Linked DNA regions of Homo sapiens: all the other regions are linked to region 3. The links are chromatin contacts, found by Hi-C or POLR2A ChIA-PET in ENCODE. All regions are on one chromosome and are shown on one strand. The core of a region is the stretch at or near the end of the contact, and the rest is flanking DNA. Distances in the headings are between cores, read along the strand shown. Region 1 has its middle 150 kb from the start of MIR4290. Region 2 has its middle 99 kb from the start of MIR4290. Region 3 has its middle 23 kb from the start of MIR4290.

Region 1 (4,006 bases), core at 510-3,009, 120 kb after region 3:
CTGCTGCTCTGCTGTGGATTGAGGGAACTTCACCCTACGCACATGTTGATTTCTGATATCTGCCTTCCAGAACTCGGAAAGAATAAATTTCTGTTGCTTTAAGCCACCCAGGATGGGATGTTTCGTTACAGAAGCCCTAGGAAATGAATGCAGAGGCCTGTTTTGCTATTTGCACATGACTTGTCCTGCTGTATGCAGTGGTTGTCAAAAGCATGGTCCCCAGACCAGCACCATCAACATCCCCTGGGATCCTGTTGACAAAACAAGTGCCAGCCCCGGCCAAAGCTATTACATAAGAAAATTGGGGCGTGGGGGCAGTGATTTGTGTTTTACGGAGCCCTCCAGGGTATTCTGATGCTGCTCCAATCACCACCACTGGAGAGGAGGTGGGATGTCAAGGAAAGGGCAGGATAGGGACCGGAGGATGGGCCTGCAGGGGCCTGCGGCTGCTTCCGGCAGCATCCCTGGACAGCTGTGCTGGGCCTGTTGGCAGGAGGGAAGGCAGTCAGGCCTGAAGAGGTGGGTGTGCATACCCCACAAGGTGTCATCAGCTCCCAAAACTTGAGAGACTTAAGAATGCACCATCACACCTGTGTGTGGCCACACATTTTGTTCTGCAGAACTCCTAGTGCTCTGTGTCTTGGGCCTTACAGAATAATCATAGCCCACGGCCACTTTGCGTGGACAGTGGAAACAGTGCCAGTGGGGTGCTGTCACAGCCACGGATGGCCATGCCCTTCCCAGCTGGCTCCTAAAGGACACATCCCCAGAGTTTCTGCAGCTCCAGTGGCAAGGTATAGCAGGCATGGCCCCAGCTGGCTCCCAGCTGCTCCAGGCCCCCTTGGCTCTGTGCCTCTGTACACGGTGTCCCTGTCTGCTGAACTGTTCTGTCCCCACTGAGTCATCCTGTAAAGCAGCTCTCCTATGTCACCTCCCCTCGGCTGTTCTCTGTGCCCACTGCCTCCGCTGCTCACTCTATCTCAGCATGCAGCGAGGCCCTCAAGAGATCCACCCACACAGCCACCTCTTTCCCGACTGTCATCCTCCCAGCTGCCCCACTTTGTTCTCCTGGTGGCCCTCTCCCTCCCCGAATCACCACTTCTGTTCACTATATTACTTAATCATTGGGTTTCAGGATGCACTTAGTATGTACATGCACAGCCAGAAGGAAAGCTGACTCTTCCTCTTAGAAGCCCAGGCTGGCCATTCTAAAGTGGTAACAATCTCCAAATAATTCCTCAAACCCCGATTCCTTCACTGCTGTGGACACACAACCCTGTGGAGATCATATTCCTTGTTTTAACTACGACTTAGCAGAAAAATAGAAGGTGAAAGTTCATTTGGGTTATGGATGTGATAACTTTTGAATACAAGGTCACCTCCCTGGTCCCATGACAGTCCCAAACCCAGGTCCACCTCAAGCTGGAGCAGAACCAGCCTCCTCCTTCTCCCTGCCTTCTCTGGGCAGAGACACACACTTGTCCCTTGGGGCACTAGGCATAGGTCTATTGGCAAGGACTCCGAGGCCGCTTCTGCAAAGCACAGAGCCAGGACCTGCAGAAATGGCCGAAGGAGGGTGCTTTTCCTTCATCCCCTTGTCATGCACACTCATTGGAAATTTTCTTGGGCTCCTTCCAAAATAATTGATGCTTTAGGAAGGAATAGACAGATCAACAATGTGGGCGGGATGCTGAGTTGGGTCCTGAGACTGGGGGCCTGGAGTCCATGAAGAGATGTGCTCCCTGAGGAATCTTGGTGGCAAATATAACAAGGCCAGCCTCAGGTGTGGGGTTGGGAGGCGAGGTGGGGCGCTTCTCCCTGGAAAGCAGCTGCTGCCTGCTCAGGCCTGGGGAGGAAATGAAGCTTTCTGCTCATTCACTCACCTGCCAGTATGCACAGAAGGCAAACGGGGAGACAGTTTGACCGAGAGAACCATCTGTGTGGGTCAGCTCAGGCCGTGGTAATAACGTGCCACAGATCTGGCAGCTCAAACAGCAGAACTGTATCGTCTCACATCTCTGGAGACTGAACGTCTAAGACGAGGCTGTCAGCAGGACTGGTTCCTTCTGAGGCCTCTCCTCGCCTTGCCGATGGTGTCTTCTCCCTGCACGCTCACATGGTCATCCCTCTGTGTGTATCTAATCTCTTCTTCCCAGGATACCAGTCCTATTGAATCAGGGCCCACCGCAATAACTTTATTTTACCTTACCTCTTTAATGGCCCTGTCTCCAAATACACTCACATTCTGAGGTCCTGGGTTCAACGCCAACATATGAATTTGGGGGAACAGAGTTCAGCCCATCCCATCACCCCAACCCTCAGCTGGAGGGCAGCATGTCTACCCATCTAGGAGGTCACCCTGTTTCTATGTGTAAGAAGTCCAGGTGGTTTTTGGGAAACGCCATAGCTCCAGCCTGCAATGGTGCATGGAGCAGGGGCCAAGGCTGCTGATACCCTGGGCTGGCCCCGTCTTCAACTTTAAAGCAACATATTGAGAGGCTCTCTGAACTGTACACCATGTTCTTGGCCACCTGACAAGGGGAGAAATAGGACAAAGAAAGTTGTGTGATGAGGCAGAGGATCTTCACAAGCACAGGGCAAGAGTGGGGTGGGATGGGGGACTGAGCTGATCCCCGGGGGGGATGAGGGAGTGTCACACCTTCCAGACCCTGCACACCATCCTCAGCCTGCTGGGATGGCCTCCTCCCCTCTGGAGCCAACCTATCCTGCACCACTTTCTGGGTACGTCCATGCTCGTGGGGAAAAGGAGCAGATTCTCTGGCCCTTAGGATACCTGAGCTTGTCCTAAGCAGCCAGTTTGGACCTGCACAAGCCTGATTGACTTCAGGATGTAGCCAGACCACAGATGGTGGCCTTCCTTCTTCGCTCTATGTCCTTTCTTATGCACGTGGATCTGAAGCCCTTTGCAGCAATTTTTAAAGGGAAAAACATAATTTTTTAAAAAATGGCATGGAGCAGCTGGGCGCAGTGGCTCACACCTGTAATCTCAGCACTTTGGGAGGCCGAGGTGGGTGGATCACGAGGTCAGGAGATCGAGATGATCCTGGCTAACACGGTGAAACCCTGTCTTTACTAAAAATACAAAAAATTAGCCGGGCGTGGTGGCAGGTGCCTGTAATCCCAGCTACTCGGGAGGCTGAGGCAGGAGAATGGTGTGAACCTGGGAGGCGGAGCTTGCAGTGAGTCGAGATCGCGCCACTGCACTCCAGCCTGGGTGACAGAGCAAGACTCTGTCTCACAAAAAAAAAAAAAAAAAAGGCATGGAGCAATTGACAAGTCAGGATGAGAAGCTGAGAAGGTGTGGAGTGGAGAAGAGAGATGGTGGAGGGCCTTGCAGAGGGTGAGGCACCCCGAGAAGAAGAGGGAGGCCCTTGTGAGTTAAACCCATGTGTCCAGGGACAGGGCTGAGCTGGGAGGGGTGGGGCTCACCCATTTTATTTATTTACTTACTTATTTAGTCTTTTTTAAATTTTACTTTTTTATAAAACTTTTTTTAACTTTTTTCTTTCTTTCTTTCTTTTTTTTTCTTTTTTTTTGAGACGGAGTCTCATTCTGTCACCCAGGCTGGAGGTGCAGTGGCGCAATCTCGGCTCACTGCAAGCTCCACCTCCCGGGTTCACGCCATTCTCCTGCCTCAGCCTCCGGAGTAGCTGGGACCACAGGTGCCCGCCACCACACCAGGCTAATTTTTTTGTATTTTTAGTAGAGACGGGGTTTCACCATGTTAGCCAAGATGGTCTTGATCTCCTGACCTCGTGATCTGCCCGCCTCGGCCTCCCAAAGTGCTGGGATTACAGGCATGAGCCACCGCACCCAGCCTCCTTCTTTCTTTTTTAAGAGACAGTTTCCCTCCATGTTGCCCCTCCTGGCCTCAGGTGATCCTCCCACCTCTGCCTCCTGAGTAGCTCAGCTTACAGGCATGAGCCACCGCACTCGACTAAGGGGGAGTCTGGGCCTTGGGGAGCTGTTGTCCCCCATAGTCCTG
Region 2 (4,498 bases), core at 979-3,478, 76 kb after region 3:
TTGCTCAGTTTTCCACGTGCTTCTTGCTAACATTTCTAAAAATTTTAACGCATCTGTTAAATGCCTAAACACACTTCCAAGTACTCAAATACAGTAGCTTTTTTTTTTCTTAGAGACTTTTGAGCCTTCCTCATCTCTCTCTTGTATTGGGTCCTCTGTTTCCAGAATTCCATGTTATCTAGTTTTCTCCCTTATTTTACTGAAGTGCATTATCCAGTAGTTTTCAAAGAAAGTACTCAGGCAAAAAGACAGATGGATAGATAGTGATGAATGAATATGTATATAAGTAGATGGTAGATAGATAGAGGATTAATAAATAGATGAATGACATAGGTAGATAGATGATTGATAGATAAATCTCATTTTCGTATTTAAAAAATATCTATATTCTCTCCAACCCTCTAGACCAATACTTAGTAATTTTATTTAGTACATTTTTCCTTCTCTACAGATGCAATACCATCTTTGATATCTGAGAACATAAAATATTGTTTTTCGATTATTTAGCCCCCTGGTTATTTTTGTTTCTTTTGCATACCTGCTTTGCGATTTTACCCCTTAGTGTCTGTCTTTCATGTAAAGACTTTCTCTACAGCTTCTGGTGACCTTCCGCTGCCCACTCACATTGCAGAATGGGACATTAAAGTAAGTGTGGATTGGAGTTTGGGTGGGGAGGTAGAAATAGCAGAGGGCTTGCAGACTGATGCAATGGGAGCTAGTCTCAAGCCAGGACCCATCCAATGCCAATTCCTGCCAATGTTTTCTCTGGGAGTTTTTCACTTTCTCCAAGGAGGAGTCCTCCACACTTCTCCCCAGGTGAGGGCAGGGTAGACCTGTGGAAGCAGAGTGGGAAGAAGAGCTGAGGGTCCCAGGTTCAGGAGGCTGGCTTGCATGTAATCTGTCTTTTTAGCCCCAAAGCTCCCCTCCAGCCCTCTCTGGGTCTACCATTCCCAGCCTAGTGGGACTGTCTGTTCCTTCAGCAAGTAAACATCCCACCTAGTTATAGGTTGAATTACGTTCCCTCCAAAATTCACAGGTTGAAATCCTAACCCCCAAGTCCCTCCGAGTGTGTGTGTAGATCTGGAGATAGAGCTGTTACAAAGGTAATTATTTAAGATAGGATTGCAAGGGTGGGCCCCAATCCAGTATGATTCATATCCTTATGTAAAGGGGAAATTTGGACATAGATGCATTCGTACACGTAGAGAATGCCATGTAAGGATTGGAGCTCTGCTGCCACAAGCCAAGGAACTAACAGAAGGTAGGAGAGAGGCCTTGGGCAGAGAGAGTCCTGGTGCCTTCACGGGGAGTGGGGCCCTGCCAACACCTGGATCTTGGATTTCTGGCCTCCAGAACTGTAAAACACTCCATTGCTATTGTTCTAAGTCACCTAGTGTGTGGCACTTTGTTATGGCATCCCCAGTCAACTACCACCTCCTATGGGGACTGTGTCCAGAGTAGCCACAGGGCATACAGAATGGGAGAGGGAACTGTGGTGCCTGAGGTCCTCCAGGCAGATACTGCAGGGGCCCTGCCATGAGCCCAGGGCTTTGTCCACCTCCGTCTGCTTGCACCTTCCAGTGGGTGGCAGGAGAGGGGACACTCCTGGTCAGGATCTGCTCAGATGAGGCACTTACAAAATGTGTTGTGATGCTTTACCCTTGGTTATCCCTGCTGTCTTTCACTCTATAAGTTAATAAGGCTTTTGTCCCTTTCTTGTCATTTTAGAGAGGCTGGGAGACAGAGGGGCGGCACCTGAGCGTAGCGAGTCCGCTCTCCCTAACTGGAGTCTTCTCTGGTCTCTGTAGAGCAAGCATCCATGGCACTAGTCAGAAGCCCCTCACCCAGAGGGTGCAGGTATCTTCACTGAGACTGCCAAAGTGGTACGGGTGACAAGGTATTACGGGTGAAAATGTCATCTTCCCACAGAGGGAAAAAGAAGCCTCATAACTAGCTCAATAACAATGACCAAAAGCATAATGTGAGCATTTCCTATTACTAGGGTGGTTTTAATGTACCTCACAAATTACACCAGGGGGTGTAGTTTCATTTCCCGCCCCTTGAGTGTGGGCAGGACTTTCACAAACATAAAAAAAGGAAAAGAAAAAAATAGTCACTAGACAGTGGAAAAACCTGGCAGATGTCGCCCAGACCAAAAGGTGAAGGTCAGCCTCCTAGGAATGAGTCACGTGGGTGTCATGCCTGCTTTGATGTGGAGTGATAAGTGAGACCGTTCACCTCTGTGCTGTTCCTCCGAAAACCGGTAACTGTGATCCAATCAGAGAAAACCTCAAGCCAACTCAGCTGGAGGAAAATCCTGCGAAACAGCTGGCCAGTACTCGTCAAAAGTATCAAGGTTAGAAAAGACAAAAGAAGACGGAGGAGCTGTCGCAGGCTGGAGGAGAGACGGGAGTCCTGACAAGTTAGTGAAATGTAGGCTCCTGGTCTGGATCCTGGAACAGAAAAAGGGAGTGAGTGGAAAGATAGGGAAACTCAAACAAAGTCTACCATTTGGCTAATCGTATTTTACCCACAATAATTCCTCAGATTTGACCAATGGGCCGTGTTGATACAAGATCTTGACATGAAAAAAGTATGTATGGAAACTCTATCCTTGTAACTTTTCTGTCTGTCCAACGTTATTTCAACACAGAAAGTTAGAAAAATGACCTTAAGCTCAAGCTCTCCGTTTTTCTTTACTTTTTTCTTTCATCCAACTGAGCTGGTTCCAGTGCGAGCCCTGCATCGTCTCCTCTCTGGCTTCCCCTTCCAAACTTCTTCCTCACCCACCATGGGCATTTCGGCCTCTATCTGGGGCTCTGTGAGCACTAATCTTCCATGCATGCGGAGCTTCTAGCTCCCTCCACACCCCCTGCACAACCCATCTCCACAAAGGGGGAAGGAATACGGCCTAGATAAAACCTCTAGAGTCTTCCTCTCACTGCATGAACCGCCCTCCCCACTTGCTGGGCTTCACTCTGGACACTCTTGCTGTGCCCCAGGGCCTTCCTGGCTGCTCCTTTGCTCCTCCTGGACAGCCTTTGGCATCAGCTCCGGGCTCCAGGGCCTCTTTCTGCAGGCTCCTCGGTGCTCTTTCCCTCCTGTAATTCCTGGTCATCGTGTTCACAGATATGTTCATTTCTTATTCCTGTGTCCCACCCAAACCCCCAAGCTTCATGACTCCAGGTTGAGGCCCATTTTTTTCATCAGTGCCCCTCACCCACCTCCTGGAAGGACCTGGAAGAGTGCTTGGCACAACAGGGACACTCACAAGTGTGTTGAGAGGATGAATGGCAGCGTGTAGGGCTGGGGAGGAGGCTGGCGCGCTCTCACAGTCTCTCTCCTGCAGGAAGTGGGTGCTTCCTGGGAGAAGCCTTCCAGGCTCTACTGCAAGAATTCCTTTGATGGTGAGGACCAGGGAAGCAGCCAAGAAAAGTGGAGAAAATGTATGTGGGGGATGTATAACGTGTGTGTGTGGTGCATATGCATATGCGTGTGTATAGGTGTGCATAGTATTGTGTGGTACGTGTATGATGTGTGTAGTGCGGTGTGTGTGCATGTATGTGCGTGGTGCGTGTAGCGCAGTATGTGTGCATGTGTGTGTATGTGTGTGTATAGGTGTGTGTAACATTGTGTAGTGTGTGTATGATGTGTGTAGTGTGGTGTGTGTGCATATCCGTGCATATATGTGTGTGGTGTTGTGTGGTGTGTGTGTGCATATGTGTGTGTGGTATGTGGTATGTGTGCATATCCATGGGTAGTGTGAGTGTGTGGTGTGTGTGATACAGTGTGTGTACATATGCACGCAGAAGTCTTTGACTTGGAACCAGTCAAAGAAGAGTTAATAAGAGAAATTCAAAGAGCTATGGCCTCCCCCAGCCCCCTGAGACCTCTAATAAAAGGCCATGCTGGCCTTGCAGGTGAGCAAACAGACACCACCAAGCTCCAGTGAGGCAGGCATTTTGGTGCCCCACTTCCAGCTGGACCTGATGTCACTCAGCCAGGGGTGAGGCACTTAGGCATGGCCCGAAGCAAGGGCAGGAGAGGATAAACAGGCCGGCCATCTGTACCATTCGAAGGAGCACTCACCACACAGCCTATTTGGAGGGGAAAGGGCTGAGGACATCCAGATACAATCGCTTTTCTCAGGCATGCTGATAAACTGTGTCCTGCTCATTAATTGCAAACTGACTTCGTGGAATGCGATGGATAGCTGAGCACTTGGGTTAATCAAAAGATAATACAGCGACTGAATGTGTTGGCCACTTTTAAAAGTTTAGAAAAGTAAAATGATGTTTATACTGAACAATATCTTGATGATAACTCAATCATTTTGTCATTTAGAAGTGTGCTCACACCTTGTAGTGGCAGAAGTACGTTATTTTGAATGTCATGCACAAAGACTAGCAAAAACTTCAGGGTAGGTGGGAGGGCACAATACTTTAACTATGAAGTACCCAGAAGAGCAATGCTTTAGCAAAACAAGTTAAAAGAGTAC
Region 3 (4,295 bases), core at 1,698-4,197:
AACAACACAGCAGTCGTTGTCAGTCTGACACGTGAGGATGGCATAATAAATGCATTTTGTCACAGCTCCTGCTGCCCCCCAGAAAGAAACCCTGCACAATTTAACAGGATCACTACAAGTCATCATAGAGAAACACTCATTTGACTGGGTCGATTAGCCTCTTGGACACCTTTCTACTAGGTTTCTATGGTTACCATGTTCATTATTTTTGTAGAACAAAACAGCAATTCACAATCTGCAAACCACAATCTCCATCAGATGCTGCAAACCCAACCCCCAACCCTTCCTGCTTTCCTCTGGCATCAGTAACCAGGATGATAGGAAAGTGCCCTGGAATGAAATCACTAAGCATTTAGGCACTTCACATTCTCTGTCCCTGCCGGGGAGAAGCCTGCAAGCACAGAGACAGGCAGGGATCCCAGGATCAAGGGGGCTGGAGAGGGGCAAGGGGTCGATATCACACCCAAATCTTTGGTAATACTTGTATGTTCATCTTGGCTTGGGATCCAGAGTAATTATTTTTTATCCTATCTACCTCTGTTGACATTTTGGCTAGATTGCTTTTCAGATGAAAAAGTTTTATTAAAGAATTGCTTCTGGAAAATAATTTTCAAACCAGTTCTGTGCATGTCGTGATCAAATTCAGGATAACATTGCAAACAGAGACTGTGAATTCCTGAAAAGATTTGGAGTGTGTATTATTATCCGTGTCTCATCTGCCACTTGAATGCAGACGCGGAAAATCTTGGGCAGTGGCCCTTTTGTCAGAAGGAACTAAATGGTACCGCCCTGCTGGAAATGATCCCGGCGGCAGCCCCCAGGCTCACAGCTAATTCAAAACATGAAATGACACCCCAGCATCCAGAATTGCAGGGCCTGTGCTCTGCTGCCTGGGCCCTCCACCAGGTGCCCCTTTCTGTGGCCTCTGCTTTGTCAGAGACATGCTGTGTAGAGCAGGGAACAGGCAGCCTTGACATCCTTACAAAGCACTCTCCTTGGTATTGTTCCTCTTATTTTATTAATACAAACTCTCACGCCTGTAATCCCAGCACTTTGGGAGGCAGAGAAGGGCAGATCACAAAGTCAAGAGATCGAGACCATCCTGGCCAACACGGTAAAACCCTGTCTCTACTAAAAATACAAAAAAAATTAGCTGGGTGTGGTGGCACGTGCCTGTAGTCCCAGCTACTTGGGAGGCTGAGGCAGGAGAATCACTTGAACTCGGGAGGTGGAGGTTGCAGTGAGCCCAGATCACGCCACTGCACTCCAGCCTGGCGACGGAGCAAGACTCCATCTCAAAAAAAAAAAAAAAAAAAAAAAAAAAAAGACACTGAAAGGGCACTGTCTTTTTAATTAAGTTGTTCTCTCTCCCCCGTGTCTTTAGTTCTATACAGAAAAAATGTCATATTTTATTATGCTCTGAAGTCTCTGTTTTAGTTTACTCTGACAAAGCTGTTGCTCAGAGTAAAAGTCAGCAAGTCACCCAGCCATAACACACATTGTCTATACCAGCAGGGCAAAGGTGAAATAATCCAGGGATTGTCCCCAACTCTCTTCTGACATGACGGATGGTTGGCCCAGTACCTGATGGTAACAGGAGCTACGACAAGCAGGAGTACTACAAGATGAAGGGAGATTTGGGACGATGTTTGATCTTTGAAGGTCACCCTTCCTGCGTACGAGGCAGAAGTCAAGCTGACGTCTCTAAGCTCCTCTCCTGGTTTTGAGCAAGCATGTTCCAGGAAGCTGATTTGTTATTTTGGCAAGTGACTGTTTATCATGATGCATTTCGGGGGAGTTGGGGGTCAGGTTTCCTGTTGCAGGGAGTTCTGATAGTTCCTGATATTTACATACATAGGTCTTCAACTATTGATGAAAAATGTAATGTGGGAAGGTGAATTTCAACCCTATGTGGTTGAAACTCAACAAAAAGAATATATAGAGATAAAAAGCTGGGGAGAATGTAGTCTGTATATTACGAGGATTCTTTGAATCCATGCATAGAAATTTGTTGTCTCCATTTTTCTTCCACACAGAACACTTAAAATTCAAAAGTCAGGAGAGGCAACTTTGATGCTGAGAGATGAGCTCTCCATGACATCTCCCTGAAATAGTTCGGATTTATCCTGCAGCCGCAAATCAGAGTCATGCATTACTTCTTTCTGAAAAACAAATTTAAAACCACCCGTCATTCCTCATCATTTGTACAAAAATCCTTATGAAAATGATTAAAGAAGGTAATGGAAGCACAACTCCCGCGTTGGTAAGGACAGAGCAAAGACCTTCCATAAAAGCTAGTTCCCTTCTCCTCCTTTTGAAAACCAAACCAAACAAAAATATCTGGCTGAAACGACAGTGAAACAGCAGAAAATTATTTACCTTCAAAATTGCAGACAAAATAACCCCCCACACACAGTTCAAAGAAATGAACTTGTAAATATTGTGACTTATTAAAACAACAAGGCTATAATTCACTTCACCTCCAGAAAAAAATCAAAACAGCACTTGCTTAACCTCCACAAGAACCCTGAGAAGTTGGCAATGCAAAGGACAGCTCTTTCTGCAGGAGCAGCAGGGAGAGGGAGACTTCGCCTCATGCATGTTTACACAAGGCTTAAAATAGATTTTGAGTGCCTAACGCTGCTCAGCGCCTTAGTGTAACTCCAATGCCAGCCTTCCCAGCAGCCAGTGGACTCCGACCTTGATCCCTGCACCGGTGCCAGGCAAGCCCCAGGAGCATGTGCTACGGAGCCAGTCCACAGAGCTCCCTCCTCAGGGACCCGACACCAGAACTGGACCTTCATCTGGCTGTCCCCAGTCACTCCCAGCGCCTTCTCAGGCATTTTCACTTTCTGGGCAGAAGGAGAGGTGGGCTGTCTCTTCAGTCTCAATACCCAGCTGTCCCAGCCAGGCATGGAAAGTGAAAGCTTGCTGCTGAGAACCACCCCGACTTACAGGAAGGAGCCCTGAGGTTTCTGTGACCCCAGGCCCTTGACTGGAAAGTGGCTACTGAGGCTGAGTGTCTCCTAGCCCTGCCCTGGTGTGTGCCTCCCTGGGGCAGAGGGCACATCTCAGTCATGCCCCTCTCCTCGGGAGGGGGAAGGCCCCACATGGCCCAGAGGTACTGGGGGACCAGCTCAAGCTCCTTTTGCCACAACACTTTTCACCAGAAAACTCTAAGCCTGCAGGGGCTGCCCCTCAGCCAGCTCCTGTGCACAGGTCAGGAAATCAGAGCCGCTGTCAGGCAGGGCAGGCCTCAAGTCCGTGAGCATTTGCCAGGTCAGAGCCTTCTCAGAGCTGTGGCCTGCTACACCCTACCTGCTAAACCTGCATGGAACCCTGGGCTGATCCCCCTAGGTCCATTTAAAACCTGGAGCTCTACTACCAGTTCTAGCCCAGGCAGCGCCTGCCAGCCATCGCAGAACAGCTCAGCACAGCCTGGCAAGGCCAGCAAGCCACTGGGCAAACCGGTTATCTCAGCAGGGCCCAGCAACAAAACTTTCTGCCAACTCAGGTGAAAGAGAGTGAGTACATGTCTGTAATGTCTCTGTGTATGTGTGTGTACATACAACACACACATACAGACATATATATACATATATATTGAGGTATATCTGCACATATATATGAAAGTATATATTTAACAGTAAATGTCCCACAAGTACAGGAAGCTGCATAAAGCAAACATGAAGTTTAATGAAGTCCTATAAGGCAAAAATGCTTGTAACCCCCAGCACCCACTCTAGAGCCTTCCCACCCCCCTACAGAACCCCACTCCCAAATCTCTCCTCCCTCCTGGGGCACAGCTGGGCTGAGTCTTATGGCCATTAGTTCTCTAGTTTTCTTTGTCATTTTATTACCCAAGTGAGATTCATCCTCCATGGAGCATAGTGTTGCCTTTTATCTTTGGCTATGCCTGATAAGTCAGCAAGTGCCCACGCCTGAGGTAGACATGGATATACATATATGCATGTGTGCATATGCATGAGTATGAAAGCAGATGCTGTAACATGCTTAGAACAGAATCCACACTCCTCTCCCGTTCAGGCTAGTGCCCTGCTATTTGGAACGCCATTTATTGGATAAACAACAGACAAGTATAAATTAATACCATACTTTAAAAAAAAAAACTGCATGTGGTGCCTCAAGCCTGAGCCATTAGAACAATTCCCCGAGTATGAGTGTGAAGCTACTCCCAGAGCCAGGAGGCCTCCATGTGTATCTCCACCACTCCCTCTGCAGCCCCATGGGTGGTGAGCCTGGGGACCCCAGTGAAACCATCTCCAGCTCCTACC

Evidence for each region. A loop is a pair of places that touch in the nucleus more often than their neighbours do. ChIA-PET counts read pairs that join two places held with the same protein, here RNA polymerase II (POLR2A). Pooled maps may share reads with other maps.
Region 1: a loop to region 3 is called in a map of heart right ventricle, with 3 times the contacts of the local background. The contact joins two enhancer-like sites. A Hi-C loop is called at or near these places in 10 of 168 maps with a recorded cell type or tissue (Right ventricle myocardium inferior, cardiac septum, gastrocnemius medialis and 6 more), 1 of 37 single-sample maps with no recorded cell type and 11 of 50 pooled maps.
Region 2: a map of heart left ventricle shows a loop between it and region 3 (2.8-fold over the local background). The contact joins two enhancer-like sites. A Hi-C loop is called at or near these places in 9 of 168 maps with a recorded cell type or tissue (Caco-2, Right ventricle myocardium inferior, Right ventricle myocardium superior and 5 more), 1 of 37 single-sample maps with no recorded cell type and 15 of 50 pooled maps. POLR2A ChIA-PET finds 5 or more read pairs at or near these places in 2 of 52 experiments (H1 and WTC11).

The regions. Positions count from the first base shown.
Region 1 is chr9:89,875,804-89,879,809 of GRCh38, reverse strand. No RefSeq gene overlaps it. Among named protein-coding and RNA genes, the nearest start is that of MIR4290, 150 kb to the left of the region's middle. Within about 2 kb of position 1,759, at least 11 of the 41 ENCODE cell types and tissues checked have a DNase peak (open chromatin) inside an H3K27ac peak, as active enhancers do; they include gastrocnemius medialis, heart right ventricle, psoas muscle and 1 more, where a contact is called at or near this core.
Region 2 is chr9:89,921,866-89,926,363 of GRCh38, reverse strand. No RefSeq gene overlaps it. Among named protein-coding and RNA genes, the nearest start is that of MIR4290, 99 kb to the left of the region's middle. Within about 2 kb of position 2,228, at least 3 of the 41 ENCODE cell types and tissues checked have a DNase peak (open chromatin) inside an H3K27ac peak, as active enhancers do.
Region 3 is chr9:89,998,508-90,002,802 of GRCh38, reverse strand. No RefSeq gene overlaps it. Among named protein-coding and RNA genes, the nearest start is that of MIR4290, 23 kb to the left of the region's middle. RefSeq lists enhancers at 2,849-2,938, 2,989-3,038, 3,049-3,118, 3,159-3,328. Within about 2 kb of position 2,947, at least 31 of the 41 ENCODE cell types and tissues checked have a DNase peak (open chromatin) inside an H3K27ac peak, as active enhancers do; they include gastrocnemius medialis, heart right ventricle, psoas muscle and 1 more, where a contact is called at or near this core.